2 separate regions of the Homo sapiens genome follow, and region 1 is linked to region 2. A link is an interaction called in ENCODE POLR2A ChIA-PET data of the cell type or tissue named here. Cell type or tissue: A673. All regions are shown on one strand. Links, peaks and the distances in the headings refer to the core of each region. The heading gives the core; the rest is flanking DNA.

What was found. ChIA-PET counts read pairs that join two places held together with the same protein. Peaks named below come from ENCODE experiments on the same cell type or tissue, not always from the same donor. Only the 100,000 strongest peaks of a DNase experiment are listed, where the experiment ranks them.
Region 1: POLR2A ChIA-PET joins it to region 2 with 15 read pairs; 2 of 35 experiments call an interaction of 5 or more read pairs at or near these places.

Annotation. Positions count from the first base shown.
Region 1 is chr12:8,021,655-8,032,502 of GRCh38, forward strand. No RefSeq gene overlaps it. Among named protein-coding and RNA genes, the nearest start is that of FOXJ2, 5.6 kb to the right of the region's middle. RefSeq lists an enhancer at 5,162-5,351 and a silencer at 10,747-10,848. In A673, for the core only: no CTCF peak of the experiment used is centred there; DNase peaks (open chromatin) are centred at 5,077 and 5,487; H3K4me3 peaks cover 1,924 bases; H3K27ac peaks cover 2,898 bases.
Region 2 is chr12:7,641,271-7,652,118 of GRCh38, forward strand. APOBEC1 (apolipoprotein B mRNA editing enzyme catalytic subunit 1) reads right to left here. Exons shown (of 5, transcript NM_001644.5): 4 at 9,753-9,871; 5 at 8,130-8,426. The coding sequence ends at 8,277. Among named protein-coding and RNA genes, the nearest start is that of APOBEC1, 19 kb to the right of the region's middle. In A673, for the core only: CTCF peaks have their summits at 1,743 (motif pointing right), 1,947 and 4,323 (motif pointing left); DNase peaks (open chromatin) are centred at 1,781 and 4,301.

The sequences.
Region 1 (10,848 bases), core at 1,526-9,525, 380 kb after region 2:
AATATTAATATTTACTTGTAGTACTAATTTTAATTAGTTATAAATGAAGGCCCAGTGGTCAAGTGACTTGTTCAGAATTGTTCAGTAAGTCCGAAGCAGGCTGGACAAGAAGCTAAGCTTTCTCCTTACTATGGCAGAGATCTCACATTACCTCAGTGGCTTCAGAGCCCTGTCATACTGGCCAAAGTGTTCACTCAGAAAGGACAGGACAAAGTAGTACTTTTCTTGATGTTAAATGTATTTAGTTATTAAATTCTGAGACTGAAACTTTCCTTTTTTAATTTTAAATTTTTTGGGGGGGCAGTATTGCTCTGTCGCCCAGGCTGGAGTGCAGTGGTGTGAACTTCTGGGCTGAAGCGATCCTCCTACCCAAGTTGGCCAAGTAGCCGGAACGACAGGCATCACCACCACACCTAGCTAATTTTTTTGTTAAATTGTATTTTTTTGTAAAGACAAGTCTCGCCATGTTTCGTAGGCTGGTCTCGAATTGCTGAGCTCAAGCAATCCTCACCCTCCCAAAGTGCTGGGATTATGGGCATGAGCCACTGCACCCAGCCCTGAGACTATAACCTTCCTGTCTTTCTGGTGGAAGGTTTTAATTAATATTAAAATGTTGATTCTTTTATAAAATGATGGGCATAGTAGACTTTAGTTGGTAATTAATGTCTTTACCTGAAAATATAAAAAGTTCTGTGCTCTCTCATATTTCCCCACTGGTTTATAAAATGAAAAAGTTTAGAACAGACTTTTGCTTCATTCTTATGCTGCTTCTGGTTCAACATCCTTTTGTTTCATTCTACATTTTATTTGTTACTAAGAAAATCTGTGGGGTTTTTTTTTCTTTTTTTCTTTTTTTTTGAGCCAAGGCCTTGCTCTGTTGCCCAGGCTGGAGTGCAGTAGTGATCCTTCCACCTCAGCCTCCTGTGTAGCTGGGACCACACCACTGTAAGCCACCTGGCCCGGCTTATTTATTTATTGACATAGGGTCCACTTTGTCACCCAGGGTGGAGTGCAGTGGAACATACACAGCTCCACTGCAGCCTCGACCTCCCAGGCTCAAGCAATCCTCCCACTTCAGTCTTCTGAGTAGCTAGGACTACAGACATGAGCCACCACGCCCTGGAGGGAAATCTTTTAAATGTAGATCCATATATTCTTGTAGTGGATATAGGTGACCCATGTTCTATTTCCTTTATATACCTTCCTCTGCAGAGACTGGAAAACCAAAAACTATACTTTCCAGATTTTTTCGCAACTAGGATTCTAGTTGTAAATTGTGGATCTATCAATAATTTGCACACATAAGAAACTTGAAAAGTGGAAGCCAGGCTGGGGTCAGCTGCTGGCCGCTTTGGCTGTTGCTGCTGGTCAGCAGAGTCATGGGAATGCTGGGTTTTTCTGCAGCAGTGTTCCAATGTCTATTCACTAGTTCCACGGCTGTTTTTTTTTGTTTGTTTTTGTTTTTGAGAAGGAGTCTCGCTTTGTCACCCAGGCTGGAGTGTGGAGTGCAGTGACACGATCTCAGCTCACTGTAACCTCTGCCTCCCAGGTTCAAGCGATTCTCCTGCCTCAGCCTCCCAAGTAGCTGGGATTACAGGTGCCCGCCACCACACCCGGCTAATTTTTGTATTTTTAGTGGAGATGGGGTTTTACCATGTTGGCCAGGCTGGTCTCGAACTCCTGACCTCAGGTGATCCACCTGCCTCGGCCTCCCAAAGTGCTGGGATTACAGGTGTGAGCCACTGTGCCCGGCGTTTCATGGCTGTTGAAAGGTGCTGAGGCTGTGTTAGCAACAGTAGCTGCCCAATTCCTTGATCACAACTAGGGCAGTAAGTTCTCCTTTTTTTCTTTATTTTTAATTTTTTTTCTTTCCATACTCATGTCAGTACAGGGGCATGTGTTCCTGAACTCAACAGCTGCAGCAATACAGTCTTGATTTCTCATCTTTCTAAAGCTTTCCTGGTGGGTGAATTTAGCAGCCTCATTCTTGGAGCCATTTCTGATATACAGCAGAAACCCCCTTTCTCCAGTACTTCCAACGATTTTGTAAGCACATTAAGCCCCAGTATTAAAGCCTTTCCTACTTAAGTGGTTTCTAGTTACTGCAGCCAGCCCTGACAGATCTAATACCTGATTGAGCAGTAGCCCACTGCCCTTTTCTTCTTTTTCTTCTTTCCATAAATGCCAAAGGCAATGCAACCCAGTGCTTTCATCCCTGGTCTTTTGAGGCCTGGTGTTTGTTTCTTGGGCTTCCAGGGATGAAAGAAACTCATGATTACTATTGTTTAAGAAGGGCAGGCAGCCAGGCTTCAGGAGGAATCATGAATTGAGGATTTTTCTAAGGCCTCAGGTTCTATGTAACTCAGTATGTCATGTTCTTACCAATCAAGGTACCACCCCTTTACAAATTGGAGGGCTTAGATCTATGGTTAGGACAATACCAGTTCTTTCCTTCTTCAGACTTGGTGTTGGGCTCTAGGTTCCCCTTGCTAAAAAAAATTTCTGCTTTTGCTTATTGCCCATCATCAGGGGGAAAGTGACAGTGCTGTAAGTGTATGAATTATTAGCCTAAAAATAATTTTTTGTATGTTTTTCATGATTTATTTAATATCACTAGGAACAAAGGGCACTTTTCCCTCAAACACAATTCTTGAAAATATTAACATCTCCCCTCTCTTTTGGCATAGGTAATATACACTTTATTATGCCAGAATTATTTACAGCCCAGTAATAATTTTTCCATGGCATTTTTGTTATTGCAAATATAGCTGCCTCCTGCTCCTTTCCTTGTTCCTAAACTATCGCCACAATGATACTAAAGAGCCAGTATTGTATATACTCTTTTGTAAACCACCTGACCTAGAAGACCCTAGAGAATCGTAAGATAGGATCTCTTTTGATAAGCAGAAAATACCGTTGCAGAATCTTGACCAATAGCCCCCGCAGAGTCTTGTGGTAGGGATAGTTATAATATGAAAGGGAAATTCTTGTCCTCAAGTTTAGAGCAGTTTTTAGACAATGTTAAAGCATCGCTGAGCTCTAAGTATAAGAAAAACTCTGGACTAGGCTGGGTGCAGGGGTTCATGCCTGTTATCCCAGCACTTTGGGAGGCCGAGGAGGGTGGATCACGAGGTCAAGAGATCGAGACTATCCTGGCCAACATGGTGAACACCCGCCTCTACTAAAGATACAAAAAAATTAGTTGGGTGTGGTGGCATACCTGTAGTCCCAGCTACTTGGGAGGCTGAGGCAGGAGAATCGCTTGAAGCCAGGAGGCAGAGGTTGCAGTGAGCCAAGATCACGCCACTGCACTCCAGACAGAGCAAGACTCTGTCTTAAAAAAAAAAGGAAAGAAAAACTCCGGACTAGAAAAAAAGTGTACATCATGCTAAGGAAGCAAATGATTCCATAACTAACATAGTATAGATGATACCTCTCAAGCTCTCAAATAATTTCTTCCTAGTCTCTTGCCTCAGATTGTAGGATAAACACTTTATGTTCCATTCACTGAATGTAGAGGACATCTTTTCACTAATCCCACCTATCTTTTCAATTTTTCCAGGAAGGTAGGTTGAGGGGAAATCTGCTTTCAAATTTTAAAGGCCTCAAGGTGTTAGGAGGAAAACAGCATTTTCTCATGGAAGTAGCATCTCAGGTAGGTTTGTGAAGTAGCATCTCAGGTAGGTTTGTGAAGCAGATCTACTTCAAGTCTCGCATTTTTAGGATTTTTCCAGCATTATTTTTTTATTTATGAGACGGAGTCTCGCTGTGTTGCCCAGGCTGGAATGCAGTGGCAACATCTCGGCTCACCGCAACCTCGCCTCCCTAGTTTAAGCGATTTCCGGCTAATTTTTGCATTTTTTAGCAGAGACTGGGTTTCACCATGTTGGACAGGCTGGTCTCGAAATCCTGACCTCAGGTGATCCGCCCGCCTTGGCCTCTCAAAGTGCTAGGATTACAGGCGTGAGCCACCGTGCCCAGCAGTGTACTTTATAAAAGTCTTCTCCCTCTGGTTTGGTTCACATCATCAGTTGACTACCTACTATGTATCCGACACTGCCGGGCACCAGAGATAAGATGTAGTTCTCAGCAAGGCGCGGTGGCTCACGCCTGTAATCCCAACATTTTGGAAGGCTGCGGTGGGCGGATCATTTGAGGTCAGAAGTTCGAGACCAGCCTGGCCAACATGGTGAAACCCCGTCTCTACTAAAAATACAAAAAACATTAGCTGGGCGTGGTGGCGGGCGCCTGTAGTCCCAGCTACTCGGGAGTCTGAGGCAGGAGAATCGTTTGAATCCCGGAGAGTGCAGTGAGCCGAAATCACGCTTCAGCCTGGGTGATGGACCGAGACCCTGTCTAAAGAAAAAAAATGAATAAAAAAAATAAAAAAAGATGTAGTTCTCTAACGAGGAAGGCTTCTGTATGTGATTAATGCCCTTCATTCAGAGAAATCTTTACAGTTCTTTTCACCTGCATCTACTCTCTCCAACTATTATACGAATGGTTTCTAACCCAACTGCTTGAATACTGTGATCCAGGGTCAGTCTTCAGCTTTCTAATATTAGAGAAACTTAGTTTTCCCTGTCCTTGTCTAAAGGCAGGGTGAAACCCTTTTCCTTTCCTCCGTGTCATTCATTCTCTTATGTAACGTAAACAAATGGGAAGTCTGGGACCAAAGGCTCATAAGAATTTAATTATCATGCAGATTCCAGAAAGCCAGTGTACACGCAGACTTCGGAGGCAGTAAACAGGAAACCATCGATCCCGTGCAGGAAATGACCTTGTTTGAAGGCAACGAAGGTGTCGCGGATTTCCCTCGTTTTCCTTCAGTTCCTTTCTAAACTCATTTCCGTGTTTCAATCAGTTTGGTCCTTCTCTACATTAACAGAGTCCCCCCGGCCCAGAGAGAATGGCAAACAGACCCTTCCCTTTAGTGGACATTTTTATGTCTTGTTTTACATCACTGCAAATCTCAGCCAATCAGTAGTTGGGGTAGGAGGTACCAAAATAATCCTCACTTCCTCCCCCAAATACCACCCCTCGCGTGCGTCATCCTGTGATAGATTACCAACGCAGCCAATCAACAAGCGATCTTGGGCCGGGCCTACCCGAACCCCAGCCAATTAAGAGGAAGATGAAGAATTGGGGCGGAGGATGGAAAACTTGCCACCTCTTTTGGAAATGATTTGAAGAGGTGCGTCCGGAACGAGGGAAACTTACGACTTTTGCTAACGATCGCGGCGTGCTGTGTATCTCCTGTGCCAGTTCTGTCTCCCCAAGACCCCACCCCAAGATGGGCCCCATGGCCCACGTACCCGGCCCCCAGTTTCAGTAGGACGTGTCCTTATCCCTGAGGTCCTCCAGAAAGGAACCCAACCCCAATGGCCCGTGCTTCACACGCTCCTCCCCGCGCCGGTGGAGTAGGGGGCAGGAGAGACCTGCTGCCTCTGGCGCCAACCTTTCCATTCAGTGCGTCTTTCCTGCCTAGCCCACGTTCCCGGGCCGGAGCTGACACGGGGGTGGGAGGAGCCGAGTGCTTGCTCGTCTTGGGCAGAGGCGAAAGCTTCTTAAGGTGGAACAGGAATGTTGGGCTGCTGGGCCTCTACCGCTGGGATGTGCCGGCCCCTGCTTCCCAACCTCGCCTCCCAGTTTTTCATCTCTTGTTCCCTGGCTCCAGTCTAATTTTTAGGGGAGTGGAAATCAAACAGGCTGGGAAGAGGATAGAAAAATAACGTAGAAAAGCTGGGCGCGGTGGCTCACGCCTGTAATCCCAGCACTTTGGGAGGCCAAGACGGGCGGATCACGAGGTCAGGAGATCGAGACCACCCTGGCTAACACGGTGAAAACCCGTCTCTACTAAAAATACAAAAAATTAGCCGGGCGTGGTGGCAGGCGCCTGTAGTCCCAGCTACTCGGGAGGCTGAGGCAGGAGAATGGCGTGAACCCGGGAGGCGGAGCTTGCAGTGAGTCGAGATCGTGCCACCGCACTCCAGCCTGGGCGACAAGAGCGAAAACTCCGTCTCAAAAAAAAAAAAAAAAAAAAAAGGAAAGTTAACGTAGAAAACTGTAAATAATAAACAGTTATGTAAAGGAAATACAAACTATACAGATAACTTCACCTTTATGATTTAATATCTTGCGTTCTATTCCCCCCATTACTTTTTATTTTTTCAATTCCCATAGAGTCAATGGTGACCCCATTATCTTTTAAAGTAGCAGTTAGAATTTTTCTGATGGTGCAAATGTAAGCTCATATTTTGTCTGATAAATATTACTAAATGAATCGTTTCTATGTTGGTTTAGTTTCTCTCTAATAGACCTGACTAGAGTCATTAAAAGAGGTCAGAACTCTGTGTCTAGTGGCGGCAGGCTACCCCCTACTCCGTTGATCACAGGTCCCCAGGAATCTGGAAGAGTGGAGATGCGGTCTTGGCTGTGGTTCAGTTGTCTCATTTGTAAATGGGAATAACATTTCCCCACCTCGTAGGTTTAGTGTCAATCCTAAAAGACCTAGTGTAAATGAAAACATTGTAATCTGAAAGGTGTAAACAGACATTAGGTAGTATTACACATACAAAGCATATAATAATAGTAAACATAGTCCTAGCTATGTTCCAGCATTTTTAAACAGTACTTTAAATTTAATTTTTATTTTTTGAGATGGAGTCTCCGATCTGTCGCCCAGGCTGGAGTGCAGTAGCGCGATCTTGGCTTACTGCAACCTCTGCCTCCCAGGCTCAAGCGATTCTTCTTCCTCAGCCACCCGAGTAGCTGGAGCTACAGGTGCGTGCCGCCACACCCGACTAATTTTTGCATTTTTAGTGAAGACAGGGGTATCACCATATTGGCCAGGCTAGTCTCGAACTCCTGACCTCGTGATCCGCCCGCCTCAGACTCCCAGTGTTGGGATTACAGGTGTGAACCACCACGCTCGGCTAAACAGTACTTTTTAAAAAATTGTTTATCTTGTAATAATTCAAACACACACAAAAGTAGAGAAAATAAGATTTTTTTTTTTTTGAGACAGTCTCATTCTGTCACTCAGGCTGGAGTGCAATGGCACGATCTCAGCTCACTGCAACCTCCGCCTCCCGGGTTCAAGCAATTCTCCTGCCTCAGCCTCCCGAGTAGCTGGGATTGCAGGCACCTGCTATCATGCCCAACTAATTTTCATATTTTTGTAGAGACGGGGTTTCTCCATGTTGGTCAGGGTGGTCTTGAACTCCTGACCTCAGGTGATCCACCTGCCTTGGCCTCCCAAAGTGCTGGGATTACAGGCATGAGCCACCACGTCTGGCCCAGAGAATAGCATTTTAAAAAAACTGTTGTAAAAAGCAACATTCGTTCAATCTTTCATCTATCATCTGTACTCCTCTCCCCCATTACTTGATTATTTTGAAGCAAATTTCAGGCATTTCATGTCTAAATACTTTAGTATTCATAAATATTCATAAAATGGTAATTCCATTAGCACCTAAAGTATACAATAATTGTTTGATATCGCCCTCAGTATTGGAATTTTACCAGTTGTCTCATAATATTTTTTCCAGTTGCTTTGTTTTAATCAGGATCCCTCAAAAGGTCTACATATTGTATTTGATGGACATGTCTCTTGGTCCACATATATTGCATTTGGTTGATAAGCCTCTCAGTCTCTAGGTCCTTCCTCCTTCAGGCATTTAACTAAATATATTACATGTATAAAGGCACATAATCCCTTCACAACATTATGAAATAGGTACTATTATTATCCCCATTTTACTGATGAGGAAACTGAGTCACAAAGCAGTTAAATGACTTACCTAAATTCTCACAATTATTAGGACTCACAGTTGAGAACCACTATTTTTGTTTCACGTAATACACAGTCTCTAATAAGTGCTTCCAAAACGTGCGTTGTAGCATATTAGTCTCCAATTTTATAAAGAATAGTTTTGCTCAAGGTAAATTAACACTCATGAATAATTATATAACATGTTTTATTACAAAGAAGAGTGGATCCTTACATTTTAATTTCTGTATGTTTCAGTGACTTAAAAAATCCTTCTCCGTATTACCCGCCTTAATAGAAAGTAAAGTGAGAATGAATGTAAGTGCTTCCCCCCAATCTTAGGGCAAAACCATACCAAACCAGCCTTGTCAGTTTCTTTTAATTTTAAAAATTACATAAGCAAATCTACACAAACACTAATTATAGATACATTAAAAAATGAAGTAAATTAAAATAATCCATAAACTCACATCTTTGGTGTGTATCCATCTTCTATGTGTCTATTGGTATGCACACAAATATATGCATGAACATATATATATTTTAAAAAGCAACTATATGATTGCATTATACAAATTTTAAAATATTATTTTCTCACTCAAATAAGTCAGATATATAAAACAATGGTTCTTTAAAATAATGTATGCCTACTGCAAAATATCTAAATGATAAAGAACATTATAAAAATAAAACAACTCCACTCACTCTACCTTTCAGAGATAAATACAATTATTCTTGCAAATGCTAAATAGTACTCTGTTGTACAGATGTGCCATAATATATTTAAAATTACCCTATTTTGGATATTTAGGTCTTTTCTAATTTTCCAGTTACAAAAAATACTGCAGCAAATGTCTTGTAAAAACCAAATAATTTCTTGAGCTTTTTATTTTTCCAAATTGCCAGGAAGATTCTAATCCTTCCCTCATGTTTCCATTTTTAGTACAACTGCCTGTCACTCAAGCCCTCCAATTTCCATACACAGGAAATGTCAAAAACGGTTGAAACATAACAAAACATCTAATACATAGCAAGAAAGATTTGCCGCCAAATTATCTGCGTGTGGGAGAATTATTTAATGCCTCAAAGAGAGGAAAAATACATCTTTAAACCTGAATATAGGAAGTGTGAGCAGGAAGAACAGGCTTGTTTTGGTTTACTGCCTTTAATTTTGAGGATGACTTTAAATTCTGATCGCTCCGGACAATGGTATAGAAGTCAAGAGCTGGGCATCGGAGTCATTTGGATTTAAGTCCTGACTCTGCTACTTACTAATTAAGCGAACTCACACATAGTATCTGTAAGTCACAATTTTCTCATCTGTAAAAGAAGTATAATAATAGTGTCTTAGGGAATCGCTAGAATCATCAATGTGACAACACATGCAGAATGCTCAGTGCAATGCCTGGCATATTGTAAATATAATTATTCATATAATATATACATACAACTTAAGTATGCAGTCTTTTGGGGGCAATTCAAATATTTTGCAAGCAATATTTTTGTATTCGTATTATCTTTTTTTTTTTTTTTTTTTGAGACGGTGTCTCACTGTCTCCCAGGCTGGAGTGCAGCGGCACGATCTGGGCTTACTGCAACCTCCGTCTCCCAGTTTCAAGTGATTCTCCTGCCTCAGCCTCCCAGGTAGCTGGGATTACAGGCACGCACTACCACGCCTGGCTAATTCTTTTTTTTTTTTTTTTTTTTTAGACGGAACCTGGCTCTGTCGCCCAGGCTGGAGTGGAGTGGCGCGGTCTCGGCTCACTGCAACCACCGCTTTCCGGGTTCAAGCGATTCTCCTGCCTTAGCCGGCACTACAGGCGTCCGCCACCGCGCCGGGCTAATTTTTGTATTTTTAGTAGAGACAGGGGTTTCACCACGTTGGCCAGGCTGGTCTCCAATTCCTGACTTCAAGTGATCCCCCCGCCTCGGCCTCCCAAAGCTTTGGGATTACGGGCGTGAGCCACTGCGCCTGGCCTCCTATTATCTTATGTGCTATAAAGTAGAGAGTAGGCCGGGCCGTGTTTCCTGCCTGTAATCCCAGCACTTTGGAGGCATAAAAAGGGAGAATAGTTTAAACCCAGGAATTAAAGACCAGCCTCGGCAGCATACTGAGACCCTGCCTCTATTTAAAAAGAAGAAAAAGATAAAGAAAGAAAGGAAAGAAAGTAGGGTAGTTTGATAAAAGTTTAAAAAGCCTGAGTATGGGCCGGGCGCGGTGGCTCACACCTGTAATCCCAGCACTTTGGGAGGCCGAGGAAGGTGGATCACGAGGTCAGGAGTTCGAGACCAGCCTGGCCAACTTGGTGAAACCCCATCTCTACTAAAAATACAAAAATTAGCCGGGCGTGGTGGCGCGCGCCTGTAATCCCAGCTGCTCCGGAGGCTGAGGCATCCCAGCTGCTGGGGAGGCTGAGACAGAAGAATCGCTTGAACCCGGGAGGCGTAGGTTGCAGTGGGCCCAGATCGTGCCATTGCACTCCAGCCTGGGCAATAAGTGAAACAACACCTCAAAAAAAAAAAAAAAAAAAAAAAAAAAGCCAGAGTATGAAATATATGAGAATTTGCAGCAGAATAATATGACTTCAGGATGTGACAGCTGTAAAGGGTAAGCAGGCCAAGTATCAAGGTCCCTTCTTCGCTGAGCAAGATTGCGGAGAACAAGGGCCATGCACAAGTTTAGGAAGCTGAAACAAGGAACAGGACCCAGATCTTCTGATGTTTATTTCACCGTTACACGCTCATTTATCATGTATCCACTCATTCAAGGAGCATTTACTGAATTCCAGGATGATATAAGGGTAACATATAAACTTCACCCCAATCTTCACCTCAATGCTCATGATCCTTTATAAATTATCTCGAGGGAAAGAGAAGCCCATCAAAGACAGTCCTGAGAAAGCTGGGGCTGTTCATCTGTATACGGAGTTTAACAGAATGAAACGCCGGAGTTGGGGTGTCAGCTGGAATTGACGGTATACGGTGCGCACTAGGGACTCTCCCGACGGGGAGCAGTGAGTTGTCATCCCGGGTAGACGGCGAACTCCCGGAGCCACGCGGCCGCAGGTGGGCGAGGG
Region 2 (10,848 bases), core at 1,084-9,083:
CTCAGGACATTAAAGAGAAGAGCAACTCATTTTATTTTGCACAAGGGCATGGTATTTTTACTGAAACTTTGCAAGCAGTGTAAGATCAACCCAGCTCTTTTAGGAATCATATCAGGCACGCTCACTGAAAATAATTCCCCAAAATTAGAAAAGCAACTTCCAGAGGAGCCATCTGAAGATCCCCCTTCTTTGGGGGCCCCTTCAAGTTCCCTTCTCGTTACAGCCCCTTAGGCCTGTAATAAAGGGAGACTTAGCCAATTTTCTCACAACCCTGATAGGTATATAAAAGCTTTCCAGGCTGGGCGCAGTGGCTCACGCCTGTAATCCCAACACTTTGGGAGGCTGAGGCGGGCAGATCACGAGGTCAAGAGATTGAGACCATCCTGGTCAACATGGTGAAACCCCGTCTCTACTAAAAATACAAAAATTAGTTGGGCGTTGTGGCATGTGCCTGTAATCTCAGCTACTTGGGAGGCTGAGGCAGGAGAATCGCTTGCACCCAGGATGTGGAGGTTGCAGTGAGCCAAGATCACGGCACTGAACTCCAGCCTAGCAATAGAGTGAGACTCCGTCTCAAAAAAAAAGCTTTCCAAAATTTAACTCAGGTATTTCACCTCAGATGGAAGGATGTTATGTTGCTCCTAAGTCAGACCCTCACTGCAGCTGAAAAGCAGGCAGCTCTGATTTCAGAGATTAGCAACATATCTCCTATAATACACCAAAAGGGAAGAAAGCAGATAAGGAAAGAGAAGAAATAGCAGAAATGCCATTCCCAATTGGGAGGAAAGCAGTTTCCCTTGACAACCCTAATTGGGACCCCAATAACTCAGGAGATGAAAAGGAAGCTCTTTTTTAAGTGTGCATTAGAGGGCCTACGGAAAACCAGGGCCAAACCTCTCAATTACTCTAAACTGTCCATGATAAACAGCCAGATGAGAATCTTGTAGCCTTTATGGAAAGGCTGAGAGAGGCACTAACAGAACACCCCTCCTTATCCCCTGATTCAGTCGAGGGACAGCTCATCCTAAAGGACAAGTTTATTAGACAGGCAGCTGCCAATATTAAAAGGAAACTACACAAGCAAGCTATAGGACCAGATAGCACCTTAGAGAACTTCCTGAAAGTGGCCACTTTGGTCTTTTGTAATAGGAACCAGGAGGAGGCCCAAAAGAAAGAGACAATGGTCAGAAGGACAGAGACTCTAGCAGCAGCTTTGCAGGCTTGCAAAGTCCAGGATCCCGGAGGTGCATCTGCTAGTTGCTATCAGTGTGGCAGGCCAGAGCATGTTAAGAAAGAATGCCCATACAGCAAGACAAAGCCACCTCAACCCTCTCCAGCCTGTGGCAGAGACAACAGGAGATGGAACTGCCCCCAGAGGTGGAGGTCACTGGGTTCAGAACCAGTCTTACTGATGATCCAGCAGAACTGGATCCCGGGGCTCAAACTCCAGCTCCAGCGGCTCAAACTGCCATTACAGCACAGGAGCTCTGAGTGATTCTGGAAATTAAAAGAAGGAAAGTAGACCTCTTTCTAAACACTCAGCCAGTCTCTCTTTTTTCTCCTCTCTAATCCAGGCCTCCCCTCTTCCCATAGCACAACCAGAAGGGGCATCTCAGGAAAAACTCTACTCCAGTATTTTTCTCAACCTTAGTTGACACGTGCTTCCAAGCCATTATCATGACAGCTCGCTAATCAGAAAAGCCTCCAAGTTAACCCTAGGAAATAATTTAACTGTTTACACCCCACATAATGTGGCAGGATTACTGTCCTCTAGGGGGAGCTCTTAGCCAACAAACCGCCAGTAAAGCAAGAAGTACATAAGGCAGGATAAGCAGTAGTCACTCTAAATAACGTCTCTCCCCAGGCACAAGCGCTCAATTAGCTGAGCTAACAGCTTTTACAAGCACACTTGGATTAAGCAAGGGAAAGGTAGCTAACATTTATACTAACTCCAAGTATGCTTTCTTGGTTCTCCATGCTCATGCTGCCATTTGAAAGAAAAGACATTTTCGGCCAGGCGGTGGCTCACGCCTGTAATCCCAACACTTTGGGAGGCCAGACGGGCGGATCACGAGGTCAGGGGATCAAGACCATCCTGGCTAACATGGTGAAACCCCGTCTCTACTAAAAATACAAAAAATTAGCCAGGCGTGGTGGCAGGCGCCTGTAGTCCCACCTACCTGGGAGGCTGAGACACGAGAATGGCGTGAACCTGGGAGGTGGAGGTTGCAGTGAGCCGAGATCGCGCCACTGCAGTCCAGCCTGGGCGACGGAGCGAGACTTCGTCTCAAAAAGAAAGAAAGAAAGAAAAGACATTTTCTTACCATTAATAGATCCCCTATAAAAATATCACCAGGAAATTAGCAGGTTATCTTCAGTTTTTCTTCCACAAGAAATAGCAGGAATGCATTGTAAGGAACATCAAAAGGGAACAAATGAGGTAGCCAAAGGAAATAGGTTAGCTGATCAGGCAGTTAAGTCAGAGGCAAGGAAGCCTCAAGCCGTTAAGGCACTTAAGCCCCTTCTAATCTAGGAAGGCTCCATAAGAAAAATTAAACCTCAGTATTTCCCTGCAGAAATAAAATAGGCCACTTCTCGAGGACGTAGTTCCCAGCCCTCAGAAAGGCTACAGTCAGAGGATGGCAAACTCCATTTGCCAGCCTCCAGCCAATGTCCTTAAAATCCTTCACCAAGCTTTTCACTTGGGAAAGGATAAAACTTATCAGTGTGCTCAGAGATTGTTTTCAGGCAGGAAACCTCTAAATTGGTTAAGCATGTAACCTCTCTAGCTCACTTCCAACAAGAATTAACGCAACTAACAGAAGTCCAACCCCAGGAAACAGAACCACCTTTATTTAACCCAGGAAATTTGGTGTTAGTGAAAACCCTCATCTCTGTCTCCTTCCCTAAGCCAAGCTGGGAAAGGCCCTACACTGTTCTTCTTTCAACACCATTGGCAGTAAAAGTTACAGGAATCAACTCCTGACTTCCACATTCAAGTCAAAGCCTGAACAGCTGAGGGATCAACCTCTGACAGCCCAGAGGCACGTCCTGAATATCAATGTGGAGAAATAGAAGATCTTAAACTGAAAATCATAAAAGATAAGTAACTGAGTGAGGGCTACTCCTACCTCATCGGGTACTTTTTATTATTTCTGCCTTTCCTCTCAAAATCTGCCACCAAATATTAAAATTCCTTTTAAGGCATATTTGCAGCGAGATTTAATTATACATGGGATTGCATTTGTAACTTTGTAGATCCCCAAAGGGAAATGTTATATCTAGGCAAGTAAAGACTTAAACGAAAATTATTTACTATGCCACTCTTGTGGGAAATGTTATAGTTACACCACTATTTGCGATGGAACTATACACCGTGGCACCCACAATGCGGAATTTTGGTTGTAAAATTCTAATTGTTATAATATTTTGCCTGATTATCTTCCTTATCTTAGGATTAATAATTGCAGGAAAGATTTAGTCAAGGTTATTTTGCTTATAGCAGGAGTGATAGTTATGGATAAGAAGCAAGCATAAGGCCGGGCGCGATGGCTCATGCCTGTAATCTCAGCACTTTGGGAGGCCGAGGCAGGTGGATCACCTGAGGTCGGGAGTTCGAGACCAGCCTGACCAACATGAAGAAACCCCATCTCTACTAAAAAATACAAAATTAGACAGGTGTGGTGGCGCATGCCTGTAATCCCAGCTACTCGGGAGGCTGAGGCAGGAGAATTGCTTGAACCTGGGAGGAGGAGGTTGTGGTGAGCTGAGATCGTGCCATTGCGCTCCAGCTTGGACAACAAGAGCGAAACTCCATATCAAAAAAAGAAAAAAAGCAAGCATGAAAGTATAAAAGTTTTACTATCATTAAGTTTGATATGACTTTTTACTGAAAGTTGGTAATAGGATGCATTCTAAACTATTAAAAGAAGTTTATAAAGAAAGATTTTATATAAGGAAGGATTGTGTATGGTAAATTCTTGTCCTAAAAGGAAATGACTGGTTGTTTACAGGAAGGATGTTTAGGACAAGTCAGAGAGTTTGAGTATGTTGTAAGAGGGTCTGTGAAAGTCACAAAAGAATTTACTAATTAAAGGAAAGGAATTGCCAAGATTAATGCTAAAGTTATTTTAGCCACCCAATATCATATTTCTCCCAATCATATTGCAACTCACAAAAATGGCCTATGCCAAAAATTATTCTCTAATGGGAAGTCAAGGGGAAAATGTATGCTTTTCTCAAGGAAAATGTATGCTTTTCTCAAGGAAAATGTTACTTTTATATAAAGTCTCTGGTAATGTACAACGGCATCTAGTGGACGAAAACCGGTATTGCAACCCTTTGGTGTAACTAACAGATTTCAAACTCAGTTATGGTCTACAGAATTCCCTCTAATGGTGGTCATCTTAATACTCATACTCTAACCCTATATTTTAAATCTTCTTGTAAAATTTATCTCTTTTCACCTAGAAGCAATCAAACTCCAAACAACGCTGCGAGCAGAGCCACCCATGGACACACCATTCTTCCTAGAACACTTAGATCAACCTCAGGAGGAGGACCAACTGCTGTCCCTCACGTGACGAGCCTTTTCAACAGGAAGTAGCCAGAAAGAATTGTCATCCAACACCCCTTAACAGCAGTTAGGTTTACTTCTCTTGAGGCAGGGAATAATACAGGAGTTATTAGGAAATAATTTTTAGGCCACTAGAAAGGGTAAAAGTTCTCAGTGGAAATTTTCCTGTCATGAGAAGCAACCCCCAAACCATTTCTTTTCTAACAGGCAGCTTGAAAAACCAGGCCGGCAAGTTTGATATGCAAATGCCAGTGATTAGAAACTAGGTCCACCCAACATGGCCAACATGGCAATTCCCACCCTCTTCTCATTGTCACCACATGTGCCAAGTGTCATAGCCACCTCCAGATAACTCACACATGCTCAGGACATCTTGGTGGCCTGCATTTGGATGTTAAAGGGCTAAGGTGGGAGTGCCAGGGTTTTTTGTGGTCTACGTGAATGACACACCTGGTCAAACCAATCCCTTGGGCCCTATGCAAATCAGACACCTCCTCCTCCAGCTTCCTAATATAACCAACTACTTCCGTACCACACACGAGGTTTCTCCCTTGGAGCCTCACTCCCTCTGTCTCTGTACAGGAGAGCTTCTTCCTTCTTTCCTGCCTATTAAACTCTCTACTCCTTAAAACCACTCAAGGTGTTTCCGTGTTGTTTTATCTAAATCAGCAGGAGACCAAAGACCCTGGTGTTCCTTCATTCATCAGAGCCATATCGCCATTAGGATCCACCTCCAACATTGGGAATCACATTTCACCATGACATTTGGAGGGAACAAATATCCAAACCGTATCAGGCTTATACAGTGAATCTTAAGAAACCAATAGATATCATGGTTTAGACTATTCCTATTAACCGAATATGTTACATGTGAAACTCTTCTACATCTGAGTAAAATAACAACATAAACTTCTGCAAGAGAAAGAATCAGAATACAACATTGATATAAAATTGAGTCTCCTTGTGGGATAAAACAGCAGTATTAAGGTTATGTTTTTGAATAGCACAGGTATAGTAATATCAATGCTAAAACTGGAAGAGAAAGTAGCAAAAGCACAGCTGTAATTAATGCAGATCAAATAAATGATGATTTTTGACATTGAGATATAATTTGTGGTTGTATATTAATAATTGTTGTGATAAGATTAGTAGCACCTAACATTGATGAAATACCTGCTAAGTGTAATGAGAAAATGGTTTGATCTACAGAGGCTCCTCCCTGGGCTAAATTTCCTGCTAAAAGTGCTGTTTTAAAGCTTTAAAATGATTCTACTTCCATAGTTTGCTACTTGAGTGATACATGTATTGCTGTGATAAGAACATAGATTGTAATTCCCCTTCCCTGCAAGAGTAGTATGTCACACCTCATCAGACCACACATGTGAGTAATTGACCTCAACTACTAGACTCCAAAATACATATAAACCCAAGATTTTGACTGACACTTTGACAGCTCAGACTGTGACCTTAGTTAGTTACACAGAAGGCATTTTTATGGTGGACCTTGCCCCCGATCTGTGCTTGCAGCTTGATCTTTCAAGCTGTTTCTTTGTTAGAAAGGAATTCTACCAAGGACATGTCCTAGCTATCTGCCTAACTGGTACTTTTCACTCTCCTCTCATTCGTAAATTTATTATTTATTTATTTATTTATGGGGTTTTTTTTGAGATGGAGTTTCACTCTTGTCCCACAGGCTGGAGTGCAATGGTGCAATCTCGGCTCACTGCAACCTCCGCCTCCCAGGTTCAAGCGATTCTCCTGCCTCAGCTTCCTGAGTAGCTGGGATTACGGGCGTGCACCACCACGCCCAGCTAATTTTTGTATTTTTAGTAGAGACCGCGTTTCACCATGTTGGCCAGGCTGGTCTCGAACTCCTGACCTCAAGTGATCTGCCCTCCTCGACCTCCCAAAGTGCTAGGATTACAGGCATGAGTCACCGCGCCCAGCCTCATTAGTAGATTTAATATTATTATAAAGGAGTTATAAATTAGAATTGCTGTTACTCAGCTTATATGAGTAATTGATGAGTAGGCTAAGAGTTTTTTGTAATTGTGTCTGATTTAGCCCTTCTCATCCTCCTACTAAAAATGATAATATAGCGGTGGTTAATATTATGTTTAGGTTTGAGAAAGAAAATGAACATTTTATCTGAGGAATGTGAGCTCCTTTAAATTATCAAGCCCAGAGGAATATTTAAAATGTGACAGCAGGCTGGACGCAGTGGCTCACGCCTGTAATCCCAGCACTTTGGGAGGCCAAGGCGGGCGGACCATGAGGTCAGGAGATCGAGACCAGCCTGGCTAACACGGTGAAACACCGTCTGTACTAAAAATACAAAAAATTAGCCGGGCGTGGTGGCGGGCGCCTGTAGTCCCAGCTACTCGGGAGACTGAGGCAGGAGAATGGCCTGAACCTGGGAGGCGGAGCTTGCAGTGAGCCGGACATTGTGCCACTGCACTCCAGCGTGGGCGACAGAGTGAGACTCTGTCTCAAAAAAAAAAAAAAAAAAAAAAAAAAACTTAAAAAAAAAATGTGACAGCAATCACATCTCACTCTCTGCTTGAGCTAATTACCTCTTAAAGCCCCTTGCAACATGGGCTCTAGACTGACACTAAGCAGCCACAAAATGCCCTGTGCTGGACACCATGTATAGCCAATCACTAACCAATATTATTTCTGTAAACCAATGAGAATTCCTATCAAACAACTTCCGCAGGCAAGTCATGCAATGTCTCTGCAGGTCTCCGAAGCTCTCATGGAGATGGTAGCTCCTCTCTGCATCTGGTCATCCAGTCCTCTATAAATCACCTGTGAATCTCATGATATTCTAATTAAGAAACAAATAATAATAGATGTTACTACTTTGTCTTTTGTTTCCCTCTATCTGTGTCTTCAGAAATTGATTCCATGTAATTATTTGTCTGAAAACAGAGAAAGCCCCTACAGGGAAAATCCAAGATGGCTTCCAGTGATTTTCATGTCCTGAGTTTCAAATCCTTGTGTATGAGTCCCCTCTTACTCTGAGTCATGGCTGGCCTGTGTAACAAATAGAATACTGCAAAAGAAATAGGGTGTGATTCCAAGATGAAGTCATCAAAGTCGTGGAAATTTCCACCTTGGTCTCTCTTCGATCACTCGCTCTGGGCCAGGTATGGTGGCTCACACCGGTAATCCCAGCACTTTGGTAGGCCGAGGCTGGTGGATCACTTGAGTCCAGGACTTTGAGACCAGCCTGGGCAACACAGCAAAACTCCATCTCTACAGGAAATTTTTCAAAAGGTAAATTAATCTGTAGGAAGCCAACTGCCATGTCCTGAGGTTATTTAAGCAACCCTGTGGAGAGGCCTGTGTGGCAAGAAACTGAAACCTTCTACCAGCCACTAGCACAAACTTGCCAGCCATCTGAGCCTGCCACCTGGGAAGCACATTCTCCAGCCTCAGTCAAGCCCTCAAATGATTGCAGCGCTGGCTGCCATCTTGACTACAACCTCGTGGGGGACCTGAGACAGGAACACACAGATAAGCTGCTTCTAAATTCCTTACCCACAGAAACTGCCAGAGGTAATACATATTTATTGTTGGTTTAAGCTACAGAGTTTTGGGGTACCTTGTGAACATTTCTAGATTCTAAATGGCATTCACTCTTTAGTGGGTCATCATTGCTTGTTCTTGAATCAGTACACACACGGAATCATCCTATTCATCTCCAAGCCACAGAAGGATGTATCAGCCCTGTAGCTAAAAGGATGTGTGGCGGAATCGTTTGGTAATGGCAGTTTTGAAGATGAAGTCTGAAAAATGTAAGATGATTTTGCCATCTTCTTGAAATCTTTAAACAGGGTGGAAGACTCTGGAATAAAAAAGGATTATATTTAATCCTTAGGATGAATATTTTAATTAATAATATTATCACCACAAACATTTAAAAATGTCAGTTGGAAGACGATTTAACTATTTCTTCTTTTTTTTTTTTCCCAGACAGGGTCTGGTTCTGGACTCACTGCATTCACCCAGGCTGGAGCGCAGTGGTGCAATCACAGCTCACTGCAGCCTCAACCTCCTAGGCTCAAACAATTCTCCCACCTCAGCCTCCCAAGTAGCTGGGACTACAGGCACGCACCACCACACCCAGCTAATTTTTTTGTGTTTTTGTTGAGATGTGGTTTCGCCATGTTGCCCAGGCTGGTCTCCAACTTCTGGGCTCAAGCCATCCACTCCCCTCTGCCTCCCAAAGTGCTAGGATTACAAGCATGAGCCACTGCACCCAGCCTGAACCACTTTCAAGAGAATCCAATGGAACACGTACATTCTCTTCAATAAGATTACACACACTAATAAGAGAAAGGAGAATATCTGAAATACAGTAGAGCCAATATGTGTTGTAGTAACAAGAACAATAATAATGATAAAGCCAGACATGATGACACACGCCTGTAGTTCTAGCTACCCAGAAGGCTGAGGTCAGAGGATTGCTTGAGGCTAGGAATTCGGAGTTTGAGGCTGTGGGTTGCTGTGATGGTGCCTGTGAATAGCCGCTACACCCCAGCCTAGGCAACACAGCGAGACCCTGTGGCTTAAAAGATAATGATAATAAAATAAGAATAAAAATGATAAAATGTAATTAATATGGGGACCACCCATATCTTAGATCGGTTTACCCAAATTCCCTTCTCCACTTACCTCCCACAAACACACTTCTTGTTCTTAGGCTTAGATGTTGTTTGTTTGCTTGTTTGTTTACTTTGTTTGATACATAATTTTCTTTTTTATAGAGAGGGGGTCTCATTATGTTGGCCAGGCTGGTCTCAGACTCCTGGTCTCAAGCAATCCTCCCATCTTGGCCTTCCAAAGTGCTTGGATTACAGGCATGAGCCACTGTACCCAGCTGTGTTTTAGAAACAGGATCTTGTTATACCACGCAGGCTGGAGCATATTGGCGTGATCATAGCTCACTGCAGCTTGCAACGCCTAGACTCAAGCTTCCTGCGTAGCTGGGACTACAAGTGTGCACCACCATACCTGGCTCTGAGATTTTCTTAAGAGGAGCTAGCTAGTTAAATAACTAAATCTCAATATAAATGTCAAAAAGAAGATATGAGTCAAATTTTCTCAGGAAAGACCTTTGAAGAAGGATGCTTCTTTTTGCATCAACATTTGTGTCCCTAAAGTGACTTACTAGAATTATGCAGTGCAGCTCCAGTGCGTACAACATCATCCACAGAGGTGGGTATTGTGGCCAGTGAGCTTCATCCCCAGGTGGGTAGTTGACAAAATTCCTCCAGCAGTGATAATACTCTAAGGAAACACAAATCTTGGCTCATTCAACAAGCACAATGGTAAATTACTTAAGAAGATCCCCAACCTAGCTTCCCGTATAGAAAGCCTGTAGTCTCTAGTCTAGTTGCTGCTGGACATTAGACCCCCTAAAAAGAATAAAGCAGTTCATTTAAAGATGGCTGAGAGGCAAGACTAGAGAAAAGAGTTGTTGGCTGGGTGCGGTGGCTCACGCCTGTAATCCCAGCACTTTGGGAGGCCGAGGGGGGTGGATCACAGGTCAGGAGATCGAGACCATCCTGCCTAACACAGTGAAACCCCGTCTCTACTAAAAATACAAAAAATTAGCCGGGCGTGGTGGTGGGCGCCTGTAGTCCCAGCTACTGGGGAGGCTGAGGCAGGAGAATGGCGTGAACCCCAGGTGGAGCTTGCAGTGAGTCGAGATTGCACCACTGCACTCCAGCCTGGGCGAAAGAGCAAGACTCCGTCTCAAAAAAAAAAAAAAAAAAGAGTTGTTGTTTGTTTTTGTTTTTGTTTTTTGATACAGGGTTTCGCTCTGTCACCTAGGCCAGTGTGCAGTGGTCCAATCATAGCTCACTGCAGCCTTGAACTTCTGGGCTCAGGAGATCTTCCTACCTCAGCCTTTAAAGGTGTATGCTGCCATGCCTGTCTGATTTTTTTATTTTATTTTTTATTTTATTTTATTTTATTTTATCTTGAGACGGAGTCTCGCTCTGTCGCCCAGGCTGGAGTGCAGTGGCGCGATCTCGGCTCACTGCAAGCTCCGCCTCCCGGGTTCACGCCATTCTCCTGCCTCAGCCTCCCGAGTAGCTGGGACTACAGGCGCCCGCCACCACGCCTGGCTAATTTTTTTGTATTTTTTAGTAGAGACGGGGTTTCACCGTGTTAGCCAGGATGGTCTCCATCTCCTGATCTCATGATCCGCCCACCTCGGCCTCCCAAAGTGCTGGGATTACAGGCGTGAGCCACCGCACCTG